Regions from separate parts of the Homo sapiens genome. Here region 1 is linked to region 2. The links are chromatin loops, found by intact Hi-C in ENCODE. Cell type or tissue: HCT116. All regions are shown on one strand. Links, peaks and the distances in the headings refer to the core of each region. The heading gives the core; the rest is flanking DNA. Region 1 holds the start of BHMT (betaine--homocysteine S-methyltransferase). Region 2 overlaps ARSB (arylsulfatase B).

Region 1 (7,215 bases), core at 2,984-5,483, 210 kb before region 2:
ACTACCAATAACAGTGGATAAAACAAAAGCTGACATAATAACAAGATTCCAGAAATCTGTGAGAGGCAGTCACAGGATTTTGCATCCCAATTCCTTGCCACCTTCTTAGAACCTCCCTCATTTTCATTCTCTTCCCCTCCACTGCCCCTTCCCATGCCATTTGGACAGCTGGTGCTCAGAGAGAGGAAACAATTGACATTTCACCAGACAGAAGCAAAGTGGTAGGATTATGCTGTGTGTTCCCTAATATACCTTTCAGATCAAAACATTTTCAAGCCATAGTGTTGAAGCCTTGTTATCTTATGGGAGCCCATAAGATAACAAAGCACAACAAAAATATAAATGGCTCACACGTCATTTTGAAATCCAAATATTTGTCATGATTGCAATGTATCTAAATGTCACATCTGAAAACTGCAACTTTGATTATGACCTAATTAACAACAACAATAATATATATATGTATACATATATATAAATATATATATATATATACTACTGCCAGCACAGTTACATAAAAAACATAACAAGGGTCACTTAAATGAGATATGACTTGCTACTAACTTTTATTTGGATAAAATAATTCATGACATTTGGGCAGTTAGCAGCTCCCATTGAACGTGTGTGTTTTCAAATTTTAGTACCACAGCATTTTAATGTGCAGCATAGCTAAGGATCTGATGCTGGGTGGCAGGGTGGGTAGTGGCGATTCAATTACTATGTGGCTCATGCACTTGTTGAGTGGTTACCTCTGGAAATATGATCTCTTACATTCTATTGCATTTTAAAATTATCTAGACTTCAGGATTTTCTGTTCCCAAGCTAAACAGACTTTTTAAAAGGTGGAATGTGCTATGAAAAAAATATACCATTTTGTGAAAAAGTATTACAAAACAGTATATGTAATATCAGCCCATTTTTGTCTAAGAAGTGCATATTTGCCTCAACAACAAACTAGCAGAATATACACCAGAATTTAACAGGCACTGTTCTTTGTGCTTTCCCTCATTGTTTATAATGAACATGTGCAAACTTTGTAACATTTATTTTAATTTTAAACTCAAATGTGTAGACATGTTATTGTCCATATATTGTTTTAACACTGACATATGCACGGAAACAAGTTACTAGGAAACTGTTTTTTCCATCTTACATTCATCTGTTGCTTAGATAATTCTACAAAGATAATTCTTTAAAATGTTAGATTTTCTGAGTTTGAGTTTGGGGAATAAGTTAGACTTACGTGGCTATGAGAATGGGGACAAACAAAAAATATCTATATCTATAGGAATCATCCTTCCCAGTCTCTGTGGACTATTCATTTAGTACATTTAGGGACTGGCGAAATTCTCACCCTCCTTTGACTGGTGATAGTCCATAGTCCTTTGCCATCTCAACACCCACTCATGCCATCAACATGCATCCACGATGCTGCATTTAGAATCTGTAACCGAATTGACCTTCTTCCTTGTGTAGAGGTCTTTTTGATTTGGGAGGCCATCCCTTTAGAAACTGGGCACACCTCAGCTGGTTCTCCAGCAGGGCAGGCACTGGGATGAGAGCTGGACCTTTCTCACTGTCCTTACAGCCCAGAGGATACAGTTGGCCTGGCCCCATCTGCCTCCCTACCATTTTCCGGGGGCCTCTGTCGTGCCAGGCCTGGGACTGGGCATTTGACCAAAAGGTCAAGTTTATTCTCTCCTCCCTCCATCCTTCTCTCTCTCTTCCCACCTGTCCAGTCTCATTCCACGGCAGTCAGTCCATCTATCCATCCGTTCCCCAAATTAGAGGAAGGCCTACCGTCTGGACTGAAAATACCCCTCCCAACAAGCCACTGGGATAGCCAAGAGATGGACTTGTTCATCTGGAGCTGGAATTGGGTTTTACAATTTCATCAACAGCCCTTCCTCAGTATCTTACAGCCACTCTGCCCATTTTTTCTTAAACCATGTTTTCGAGGCTGACATTTCGGATGACATTTTTCTGTCATCACGGACATCAAATTGCCTGTGAAAATCTGCAATCACCCAACCAGCGCCTGGGCCTTGGGTGCAGCGAGAACCCGGCGGGGAGGCGGCCCCGACACCCGCGGTGCAGATCCAGGCGGGAAATGTCGGAGCCAGCGCCGTGCACTCCTCCCTGTTCTGGGCGCGCCGGGTGCAGAGGGCGCTCGCGGCGGCCTCGGACACAGATGCGGAGGGGCTCCGTGGGGACGGGATATCGCGCCTGCGGGGCTAGGAGCAGTATCTCTAGGGAGTTTTCTGGTCTTGGGGTGCCAGATTCAGAAGATATTGGAAGGCTCGGAGTTCTGGGGACACCCAGCCGTCAGGGAGGGCTCAGAGGGTGCCTTTGGGTCTGAGAGGCAAGGATCACATAGATCTGGGGCGCACTCTGGTCCAAGCTGGGCTGGGGCTGGAGGGGACAGAGGCGCTCTGGGGGCGCGCTCTGAACGTGGGGCAGGAGTGGGGAGGCTCAGAGGCGCCTTGGGGTCCTGCTGGAGAAGTTCTGGAAGCACATTCTGGTCTGAGGCTGAGGGAGGGGAGGGAGTAGGAGGATGATGGGTACCAGGCAGGGTCCGAGGGCCCCTCTGCGCTCCCAGAGGCTGGGATACAGAGCAGGTGGGAGGGGAAGGAGAGCGCCCTCGGGTCCCCTGGAGACTCACCTTCTTGGCCTTTTTGCCCCCAACGGGTGGCATCTTCGTGGTGTCCAGACAGGTGGTCGACACGGATGCGGACCGACTAGGCGAGCCTTCCCGCTGCGCAGCCCCGAGCTGCTCCGAGTCCGCAGCCTGCCTCTTTATACCCGCAGTTGGGCGTGGGGAGGGCCTCCCAGCCACCGCGCGGGCCAACACGGACCTTGGGCGGGAACACGCCCACCAGCCCTTCATCAGGCCCGCCTCCTGTTGGGAACCTGGCCTGCCAAGGAGGTAATCCAGATTGTTCACCCAAATGGGTGGAACCACCGAAAAGTAAGATAAGAAAAAGCGAGGTTGCCACTCGCTCAGATTTCAAACCTGCCTAGCGTCCCTTTTGCCTCTTGCACTTTTGCCCCGACCCTGACCGTCCTCTCGCTCACCTGGGATCATGCACCATGGCCCACTTAGGCTGCCAGAGAGGCCTCTGAGAAGTCCATTCGATGCTCAGATATTTGTCAAAGGCCAAGGCGTCAAGATTATGGAATCAGGGGATGAAGTCCTGGAAGATCTTCAGCCTGGAGTGTGATCTCCTGTGTGATATACATCCAGTATAACGGGACACAAATGCGGCTTTAGTAGAGGAGTCCAATACTAACCCTGAATTGGCGGGTATGTTCAAAATGACCTTCTACCCCTATACCCAAACATGCCTTGCAGTTTCTAATAACACAGTAGTTTCTAATAAGAATATGTTTGTAATATTTAACAAGGACAGACTTTTAACATTTATAAATGGAAGCAGAAATGTACTTTGAAGACTTCAAAATTCAGCATGAAAACGATATAAAAACATAGACATTAGAAGAACTGGAGGGAATAGAGATGTTAACAGTAGTTACCTATTGATGGCGGAATTAAGGCTTGTTTTATTTTATTCTTCATGTTTCACTGTATTTTCCAAAATATTTTTATAATGAGAATACATTGATTTTAAAATAATAAAAACATTACTTTAAAAAATGTACAGCATGGCCTGCACGGTGGCTCATGCCAGTAATCCTAGCACTTTGGGAGGGTGAGGCGGGTGGATCACCTGAAGTCAGGAGTTCGAGACCAGCCTGGCCAACATGGTGAAACCCCCGTCTCTGCTAAAAATACAAAAATTAGCCGGGCATGGTGGCAGGCGCCTGTAATCCCAGCTACTCGGGAGGCTGAGGCAGGAGAATCGCTTGAACCCTGGGGGCAGAGGTTGCAGTGAGCCGAGATTGTGCCATTGCACTCCAGCCTGGGCAAAAAGAGTGAAACTCTGTCTCAAAAGAAAAAAAAATGTACAGCATGACAGTAAATAGCCTACAGAACAATGAAATATCTGAAACACAGTTCAGAAAATTTTACCCAAATAAAAGCATGTAAAAAAATTCTGTATGTGGACAAACAACCTCCATTTCAACACATGCAGAGAAGAAAGTTACTGCAACACCTGATGAATTAATACAAATTTAACGGCTAAAGTGACATGTGTTTGAAATACAACTGAGAAAGTAAAAATGTCCTTTTGCTTCTAAGTATGTCAAGTTTAAAATGGAAAAAGAAATGAAAAGGTGAAAGGATATACTGTTATTCAAGTGATCTATTATTTCATTGGCTCCTCCACCCCCAACTGTGATCTGGGGTCAGCAAGAATGAGGCATGAGGTAAAGTCATTCTTCACAGTACCTAGATTAAAAAAAAAAAACACCTTGAAGGCATTGGAGTATCCGAATAGGTAACAGTTTAGTTAGTTAATGCGTTAACTAGTTAAGGTATTCACCTGGTGAGCACTGGTGAGATGAACAGGTCTAGAGTGAGCCCCGCGGTGGCTGCAGGGAGCAGCCGCAGTCGTGGGTATCTGGCACTAGGAGGCGGTATAAGCACTCTAACACTCAATAAAGGCTGAAAGCCGACGTTCCCAATTTCAGTTTCCTCAAAATGTGGCAAAACTTGGGAGAAATTTTAAACTAGTAGCATTAAATTTAGAAGTGAATTATGAATTTTTAATAGGTAATATAGACACATGGCAAAAATTTTACTTTTTTAATCTTTATTTCTCCAAGAACAAACATGGCAAAAAAAATTTAGAAGCCTTTCCCCAGCTGCTGTTGCAGATCAAGTCCCCTCCCTGGAGGTAACCACTATTGCCTGTTAACCGTTCTTCCAGAGGAATTTTATGCATACCTAAGTGTATAGATGTATATAAAAGGATTTGTACTCGAACGTAGGGAATTTTCGTTTTTTAAAAAAATTATCGACTCCCAGCTTTTCCAGAATGATTTATAGGTGCTGTCAAAATATTTTTGTTTTTTCTGGGCCTCTCAATTTGTTGTCCTAACTATCCCATGCCCCCACCCCCAATTAGGTCCATTTAAAAAATTATTCACTTATTTCCATAATAGATGATAATATCCACCATGTATGTAAAAGGCACTAAGCCTTTTACTTACACAACATTATTTACCCCACACAACTCTGTGAGGTGGGTGTCCCCTCTTTGTTCTCAAGAACCACGAAGTTAGGGAGTTAGATGGATCATCAGCATGCTCCCTGAAGTTTCTTTGCCCCATTCCCAGAGAACTAAGTCTGCTTGGATACCACTTAGGAAGTGAGGTTTTTTGCTTGTTTGTTTGTTTTTTTGAGATAGAGTCTCACTCTGTCGCCCAGGCTGGAGTGCAGTGGTGCAATCTCAGCTCACTGCAACCTCTGCCTTCTGGGTTCAAGTGATTCTCCTGCCTCAGCATCCCGAGTAGCTGGGATTACAGGCTGGCGCCACCACACCCGGCTAACTTGTATTTTTTGGTAGAGACGGGGTTTCACCATGTTGGAGAGGCTGGTCTTGAACTCCTGACCCCAGGTGATCCATCCGCCTCGGCCTTCCAAAGTGCTGGGATTACAGGCGTGAGCCACTGCACCTGGCAGGAAGTGAGTTCTGCAATAAACTGTCCTTGGGAGGCTGCCTATGTTCTCTGATCTCTACTGGAGTCAACCAGATGAGGGAGGTCATAAGACTGAAGTCCATGGCTGTGTACAAAGATGTTGGGGGTTAAAAATAAATCCCAAAGAAGAAGAGGAGACTTAGAGCTGGCGATCCACCCCCTTCATTTTACAACCTCAAAAGATACTCGGTTATTGTTCTGTCTCTGACCAGTGCTTTGTTCTATTTGAAATCCTATTTATTCACTCAATAAACATTTAGGTACCATTAATACAATGTTTTAAACCCTATGCTTGGTGCTGGAAGTAAAGGATATCATCTCCTTTTTTTTTTTTTTCAAGGAAGAGATAGAAACCATCTCATATAAGTGCTAAAATGTTCCTTTTACCAATATGTAGATGGAAAAATGTCAGGACTTTTCATTTCCCACTCAACTGGGATCTCTTTTAAAATGAAACTGACTTTTCACAGGCCTTTTTAGACTAAATATGTTTCATTTAGCCTTAAACCATTGAAGATACTTTAACACTGTGTTTAATGATGTTTTATATTTTAGTATGATGTTTAATGATGTTTTAACACTGTGTTTAATGGTGGTTTTACATGTTAACACTGTACAGAACAGTGTTTGCAAACTGCTGATGTGGAAATGGAGCCAGCTTCTGCGTTTCCTTTGGCAAGGCCAGTGTTTTTAAAAAATTGAATGTGAATTCCTTTATGTGGCGCTTCCACCCTTCCCATTTGCTGGTCTGTACCACACCCAGCTGCCCTGCACTCTTCTGGTTCACATATTTACCTTACCTTAAAGGCATTTGGGCTTTCAACTTCTGCTATAAATAGAAGGTATATTTGGGGTTACGGAATACATGTTCCCCCAAGTAGCCCCCAAACCGAAGATTTCATTTGCCTTACATTTTCCTACTGCCACTAACCCCCGTTATTTTTTCTTGCCAGGATGACGATACTAAAAGGTTGATGAGGTGGATTTTCCTTCTAAAACTCTCTTCTGCAGGTGCACAGGTTTTCCTCAGTTTACCTGTCCTGTCCAGCACCCTGTCTATTGCAGTGGCCACATACATGCATTTGTCCCAACACGTTCATGCATAGCCAACCACTGCACAATTACTCCTCTTTAAAGGGTCTTGGTTTCTTCATATGGAAAATTAGAAGTTGAAGCTGGGTGACTTTTCAGATTTGTCTTTGCATTTGGTTTGGCATAAACTTAGAGCACAAAACAGCCTCTTCCCAGGGTGCTTTCATTGCCTTTCCCTTGCCATCAGCGAGCCCTTCCTGAGCCCGGCTCTGACCGTGCCTGTGGCTCCTGCTGGTGCCTCCAACTGCTGCCCATGCTTGAGTTTTTGCCTTTAATTTCCTAGTTCTTAGAGAAACAGCTGAGCTTTTTGTTTTTGCTTGTTATCTCAGAGCTTCCTTCCACCACAGGTGAAAATGCTTCCCTCAGGGCTTGCAGATTAGCCAGCATATCCAGCGTCTCCAGCATCTCCTGGCTTTCCACAGAGGAGTCCTCCAGCTGATATTCTTGTTCATTCTGGACACCTCCAGTTTCCCAGAACTATCCTCTCAGCATGGTAATTGCATCCTGAGTTCCCTTTCT
Region 2 (7,215 bases), core at 1,976-4,475:
GCATTTAGGTCTTTGATCTATCTTCTTTTTCCTCATACAGTATTGTTTTTATTGAGATATAATTCATATACCATGAAATTCATCCTTTTAAAGTATACAGTTCACTGGTTTTTAGTATATTCACAAAGTTGTGCAATCATCACCATTGTCTAATTCTAGAACATTTTAAAAATTAAACATACAAGAAATTCTCTACCCCTTAGCAGTTACTCCCAACTCCCTTTCCTCCCTCTGTCAATCACATAATCTATGTTTTGTCCTTATGGATTTTACTAAGCTAGACATTTCGTAAAAATGGAATCATACAATATATGGCTTTTTGTGTCTGGCTTCTTTTATTTGGCATAATGTTTTAGATGTTCATCCATTTTGTAGCATAAATCAGTATTTCATTTCTTTTTGCTGATGCATAATATCCCTTTTATTGCTATACATTGCTGAAAATATACATTTTAAAAAATCCATTAATCAGTTAATGGATATTTGGGTTGTTCCTACTTTTTTGGGCTATTATGAATAATGCTGCTATGACCATTCAGGTACCAATTTTTGTGTGGACATATATTTTTACTTCTCTTGGGTATATACCTAGGTGTGGAATTGGTGGATCATGTGGTAAATCTATGTTTAACTTTATGAGGAACTGCTAAACCCTTTGCCATGGTTTGAAGGTATCTCCCAAAAGTTCATGTGTTGGAAACCGAATCCTTCTGTCCTCATGAATGGATTAATGAGGGTTTTGCCATCATGAATAGATTAATGTCACTGTCACAGGAATGGGTTCATTACATTGAGAGTGGCTTTGTTATAAAAGTGAGTTCTCTCAGTCTCTCTTGCTCTTGCCCTCTTATCATATGATGCCCTCTGTCATGTTATGACACCACATGAAGGCCCTCACCTGGTGCCAGCACCATGTTCTTAGACTTCCCAGCCTCCAGAACCATGAGCTAAATAAACTTGTTTTCTATATAAATTAACCAGCCTATGGTATTCTGTTACAGCAACAGAAAACAAGACTAAGACACTGTTTTTCAAAGCAGCTGCATCATGTTACACTCCCACCAGCAATTTATGAGTGTTCCAGTTTCTCCACGTCCTTACCACCACTTGTCAATTGTCTGTCTTTTTTGTTATATAGTAATCCTATTGGGTATAAAGTGGTATCTTCTTATGGTTTTAGTTTGTGCCTCTTGGATGACTAATGTGGGACATCTTTTTGTGTATCTATTGACCATCTATTTTTGTGTATCTTCTTTAGAGAAATGTCTATTTAAATCCTGTGTCAATATTTTAATTTGGTTATCTTTTATTATTGAGTTGTAATATGATTCATCTTTAATTTTTATGTGTGTTATGAAGTAGGGTTTGTCAAGGTTTTGTTTGTTTTTTTTAACGTAGATATCAGAATACTCTAGCATTATTTTTTTTTGAAAAAACTATTTCCCTATTGGTTGGTTTGGCACCCTTGCTAAAAAGCAAATGACCATTTAAATGTGGTTGTTTTACTAGGCACTCCATTCCAGTTCCATGAAATCTTGATTACTGTAGCTTTATAGTAGTTCTTGAAATTGGATAGTATAATTCTTCTAACTCTGTTCTTCTATTTGAAAATTGATTGCAGTCTTGGGATAAATATCACTTTATCATCATGTTTGTGGTAGGCAGAGTAATCCCCCGTCTCCCTCCTGCCTCCAAACATGCCCTAAAGCCTGGAACCTGTGAATATGTTATGTTATATGACAAGGGGAATTAAGATTGCAGACCAAATTAAGGTTTCTGATAAACTGACCTGAAGATGAGGAGATTGTCCTGGATTATCTGGTTGGACCAGTGCAATCGGTGACCTTAAAAGTGGAAGAGGGAGGCAGAAGAGGAGGTCGGGTAATATGATATGAAAAGGATTCAACCATCATTGATGACTTTTTTTTTTTTTTTTTTTCCTGAGACGGAGTCTTGCTCTGTCGCCAGGCTGGAGGGCAGTGGCGCGATCTCGGCTCACTGCAAGCTCTGCCTCCCAGGTCCCGGGTTCACACCATTCTCCTGCCTCAGCCTCCCAAGTAGCTGGCACTACAGGCGCCCGCTACCATGCCCAGCTAATTTTTTTGTATTTTTAGTAGAGACGGGCTTCACTGTGTTAGCCAGGATGGTCTCGATCTCCTGACCTCGTGATCTGCCTCCTTAGGCCTCCCAAAGTGCTGGGATTACAGGCGTGAGCTACTGCGCCCGCCCATTGCTGACTTTGAAGGTGAAGGAAGAGGGCATGAATCAAGGAATGCAGGATTTCAAAATGGTAGTATAGAAGCAAGCCAGCTTCAATCCCTCAATAGAAGACCAAAAACAAATATATAGCATTGAGATTTTCACCAGCAACAACCCAGAGTTCAAGTATGAGGATGAGACAGCCCCCAGGGCCACAGAGAAGTGGAAAAACCTTGAGCATATGATTGGAGAATCAGATTTCCACGTCTGCGAGTCCCCTCCCCTACATTCTTTCAGCACCAAGCATGTGGAAAATCTCCCTCAATTCTGTTTTTACACTGGAAAAAGTGAAATTGAGTGGTCAACCAGCTTCCTCACCTTCTTGGGTTCCGTAGCAGGAGTCCTGTCCCTGCCTTAACTCATGGGAAGCATTGTGAGTGCCTGTAGGGAGAAATATCTCTGAGGACAGGCTGCAACAAAGGTCAGAAGGTGAGACTACCATCCCCAACCCTGGAAACTCTGCTCTGTAACTCAGCCAAATGAGACACCAAATCAGAGTGGCTATTCAGCAGCACCACACTGTAGGAGGTACATTCCACAGGTTCCCATGGGCAGGAACCCCTAGCCAGTCTTCCCACACTGCTGACTAGGGGTTCCTGCCTAGGAGCCTGTAGAACATACCTGGGATAATCCCTTTGGTGACTCCCCCATTTGGGACAGGCAGCACTGCAACCGTTTACTAGAGCCAAAGTGAACCTGGGCTTATAGCGCCACCTAGAGCCGAAAAGGAGGCAGCAATCTAGTTGCAAAGATTAAGCAAATATATTCAATGAAAGACAAAACAAGCTGGACAGAGAAAACTAGAATCAATAATTAATCCTTCAATGCAAAGACATAGACATATACCCGCAAGTAACAACAGCAAACAGGGAACCACAGTCTCCCCAAAGGACAAAGCAAAAATCCAATGACTGACCCTAACGAGATGGCGACTATTAGCTTCTGACCAATAATTTAAAATAGCAGTTTTAAGGAAACTCAGGTATCTCCAAGATAATACAGAAAAGCAGAAATTTATCAGAGAAATCTAACAAAGAGATTGAAATAATTTTAAAAAATCAAACAGAAATCTTAGAACTGAGAAATACATTTGCCAAACTGAAGAACTCTTAAGAGGCTCTGAGCAGCAGAGTGAGCCAAGCAGAGGAAAGAATCTATGAGCTCAAAAACCAGCTGTGTGAAAATACACAATCAGAGAAGAAAAAAGAAATAAGAATAAAATGTAACAAAGACCACCTACAATATGTAAAAAATTACCTCAAAAGACCAAATCTAAGAATTACTGCTGTTGGTGTTCAAGAGAGAGTGAAGCGAGAGCAAGGGGTAGAAAGTTGATTCAAAAGGATAAGAACTGAAAACTTTCCAAAACTTGAGAAAGAGAAATATCCAGCTACAGAAAGGTCAGAGAACACCAAACAGATTTGACCCAAATAAGACTACTCCAAGGCATAGAAAAATGAAACTCTCAAAGGTCAAGGACAAAGAGAGGATCCTAAAAGCAGCAGAGAAAAGAAGCAAATAACACGTAAAGTAGCTCTAATTCATGTGGCAACGGATTACTCTAAGGAAACTAAACAGGCCAGGAGGGAGTGGAATGGCATTTTCAGATTGCTCAAAGAGAGACAAAAAAAGCCTGCCATCCAAGAATATTGTATCCAGCAAAATTATCATTCAAATATAAAGGAGAGATAAAATCTTTCCCAGACAAACAAAAGCTGAGAGAATTCACCACCACTAGATCCATCTTGCAAGAAATACTAAAGGCAGTTCTTCAGTCTGAAAGAAAAAACGCTAATGTGCAAAAGAAAACTTTTCAAAGTATAAAACCTACAGGTAAAATTAAGTACCTGGACAAACTCAGAATACTCTCTTACTGTATTGCTGGTATGCAATCCACTCATAACTCTACTATGAAGCTCAAAAGACATGAGCCAAGGAGTGAAAACAGCCTCTAGAAGCTAGAAAGGCAAGGAAATGGATTTGCTAGAAAGGCAAGGAAATGGAACTTCCAGAAGGGAATGCAGCCCTCTCAACACCTTGACATTAGCCCAGTGAGACCTGCATCAGACTTGTACAGGCCTCAGCAGCTGAATGTATTGTACAGCCTGCAGAACTGTACAATAATAAGTGTGTATTGTTTAAGCTGCTAAGTGTGTGGTAATAGAAAACTAATGTATGTTTTTTTATATAAAGCTAAATTTGATTTCCTAAATATTGTTAAAGATTTTTACACCTGTGTTCATTGTGGTTTTCTTTTTCTGTAATGTCTTTGTTTCATTTTGGTGTCAGAGTAATGCTGGCCTCATAGAATAAGTTGGGAAGTACAGGATTCCTATCTATTTTTTGAAAGAGTTTGTATAGAACTAGTATTATTCCTTTCTTAAATGTTTGGTAGAATTTGCCAATGAAGGCATTTGGGCCTGAAATTTTCTTGGTGAGAAGGTTTTGTTTTGTTTTGTTTTGAGACAGAGCCTCACTCTGTCGCCCAGGCTGGAGTGCAGTGGCACAGTCTCGGCACTGCAACCTTTGCCTCCCGGGTTCAAGCGATTCTCCTGCCTCCGCCTCCTGAGTAGCTTGGATTATAGGTGCCTGCCACCACACCTGGCTAATTTTTGTATTTTTAGTAGAGCCGGGGTTTCTCCATGTTGGCCAGGCTGGTCTCGAACTCCTGGCCTCATGTGATCCATCCACCTCAGCCTCCCAAAGTGCTGGGATTACAGGCGTCAGCCACCGCACCCGGCCTGTGGGGAGGTTTTTAATTACTAATTTCAATGTCTTTAATGGGTATAGGGCATGTACGTTATCTATTTTTTCCTGAATGAACTTAGATTAATCATTTTTGAAGTCTTAGTTGCTAGAAAAAAATATTTAAAAATTGGTGAATTTTCTCATTAAAGCAGCTTTTAGTGCATTTTTGAATATAGTAAATATAAATATTTTATATTTATAGAATATATTTTAGATCTGAAAAATAATTATTATGAGAGTCCACATATTACAAAAATACAAATATTATATCTGAGTCCTTACTTACCAGGAGATCTGATTATAACTTGATTTCCCATACATTTATGCCACTCCCATGGGCCATAAACATGCCAGTCACTGTGATAAATTTACTTTGTAAATCAATTAATTGACTTTGTGATTATATATATATCATTTACAGTGATTCTGCTTCTAAAAAGTGGAACCTCTTTCCATATGCTGTTAGAATTATTTATAAGCTTACAGAGGTTTAGGCCAGACCCCAAACTGTGTTAAATTCACAAGGTAATGAGTGCTAACCTGTGAAGCCTCTTGAAAGAGAGGTCACTACCTATCTCTGGCCATATGTCCCAATCCTGCCATTGTATAGGGCAGTGGTTTTTACTGAGAGTATTTTAGAAATTCACTTGAGTGTTACTGATAGTTAGTGAGTAGGGGGCTCAGGATGCAATGCCCGTAATAACCCCACACAGTGAGGAATTGTCCCAAGTCCTGTACAACTTACAAAATATCCTGCTGGTTAGTCATGAAGATTAAAAGCTTGTTTACAATTTTCTGAGACTAGAACCTAAGTCTAGTCTCTATGTTTTACACATAAACACAAAGTATTTTTTGCGTGGTTTTAATATATAATTAATATTCTAATCTTTATTTTAGCATTTATCCCTGCTCTCTCTTTTTTTTTGTATTTCTACTATAGAATGGCCTTAAGTCCAAATTTATTTCGTCTATAACTGTATGCACTCATCTAACCACTTTGCTATGTCTTTTAGGGTTGAACCTGCGCATTTTCCTATGAAATACATGCTATTTTATTATTAATTGCCTTTTTCTACTCTGTATTACACTGAGAGTTATTTTTTTTAATTAGACATATAGTTACAGTATTGTATATAAATTCCATTTCAGGACAAAGGAGCATCACAAAATATTTGTTATGAAAAGGGTGGGGATGTTAGATTTGAAAAGCCTGAGAGGCATGTTATAGAAACAAACTTTCTTCTGATTTCAGTACTTTTCCTATCATTATAGTTGCTATTACATAAAAATGTAAAGTCTTGGAATGAGTCCATATTACTGCTTCAAAATAACCAAAACAATAAAAATGGATTTAACTTCTATTTCGCCTACAAAATAGCCTAACACAATTATTATATCCATCAAGTCTAGGACATCCAGCCATAGTGCTCACACATATGCATAGTAATCACAAATTTCAGTGCACAAACTTAGATCTGCAAAGAATATAACTTACTTCTTTTTTACCCTGTCACTGAACGCAGTACCTCTGGGGTCCCTATTCTGCTGGGTGGAGGAAACCTGGTTCCAGTCAATTCAGATCATCTCAGTTAATTCATGATCTCATCCTGGCTCCCCTCCAGGGAGCCAGTGCGTTGGAGCTGAAGGAAGTGTGTGGTCCATAGTCATCCTTGCACAAGCCTCTGCAGAAACATTCCTGTTCCTGGCTGGCCTTTTTATATCATCCATCTAGATCATGCTGCGACCTCCTTGCCTGCGGAGACTCTTTGGACCATCTCTGTGCCACATTTGTGCTCTTCTCAACACCAAATCAAAAACATTCATCAGTTCAGCTGCAACCCCTTCCACACTGTGGTGTGAGAAGCCTCTGAGCCTGCCTTCCATCACCTTGTGCAACCATTGTCATCTGCTGCTGCCACACTATACTGGGCACAAGAACCGCAGGGAGTCTTGCTATCCTCTCATCTGCCCCCCGGCTCCTCCAGGGGATGAGGCATGGTTCTTTCCACTCTTGTATCCCTCCGTCCATTATTTCTTCTACACTAGATCCAGTCCTGGGGGCAGAGCCCAAGATGTGTGCTTAAGGTCACAGCCATGTCCTTTAGCTTCGTTTCCAGTCCTCTCTCTTCCCCTGGCTCTGAGTGATTGCTTAAGCTAAATCTATTAGCTCATCCACCTGCTGACTATCCATTTCCGGAGCCCAGACAT

What was found. Hi-C counts contacts between places; a loop is a spot of excess contacts. Peaks named below come from ENCODE experiments on the same cell type or tissue, not always from the same donor. Only the 100,000 strongest peaks of a DNase experiment are listed, where the experiment ranks them.
Region 1: a loop joins it to region 2, with 3.0 times the contacts of the local background. A loop is called at or near these places in 2 of 110 quality-filtered maps.

What each region holds. Positions count from the first base shown.
Region 1 is chr5:79,107,366-79,114,580 of GRCh38, reverse strand. It overlaps BHMT (betaine--homocysteine S-methyltransferase), which reads right to left and starts at 2,772. Exons shown (of 8, transcript NM_001713.3): 1 at 2,663-2,772. The coding sequence starts at 2,695. RefSeq lists an enhancer at 1,602-2,446. In HCT116, for the core only: a CTCF peak has its summit at 4,529 (motif pointing right); a DNase peak (open chromatin) is centred at 4,530.
Region 2 is chr5:78,895,772-78,902,986 of GRCh38, reverse strand. All of the region lies in intron 4 of ARSB (arylsulfatase B), which reads left to right. Among named protein-coding and RNA genes, the nearest start is that of ARSB, 86 kb to the left of the region's middle. RefSeq lists a silencer at 2,829-2,918. In HCT116, for the core only: a CTCF peak has its summit at 2,979 (motif pointing left); a DNase peak (open chromatin) is centred at 2,946.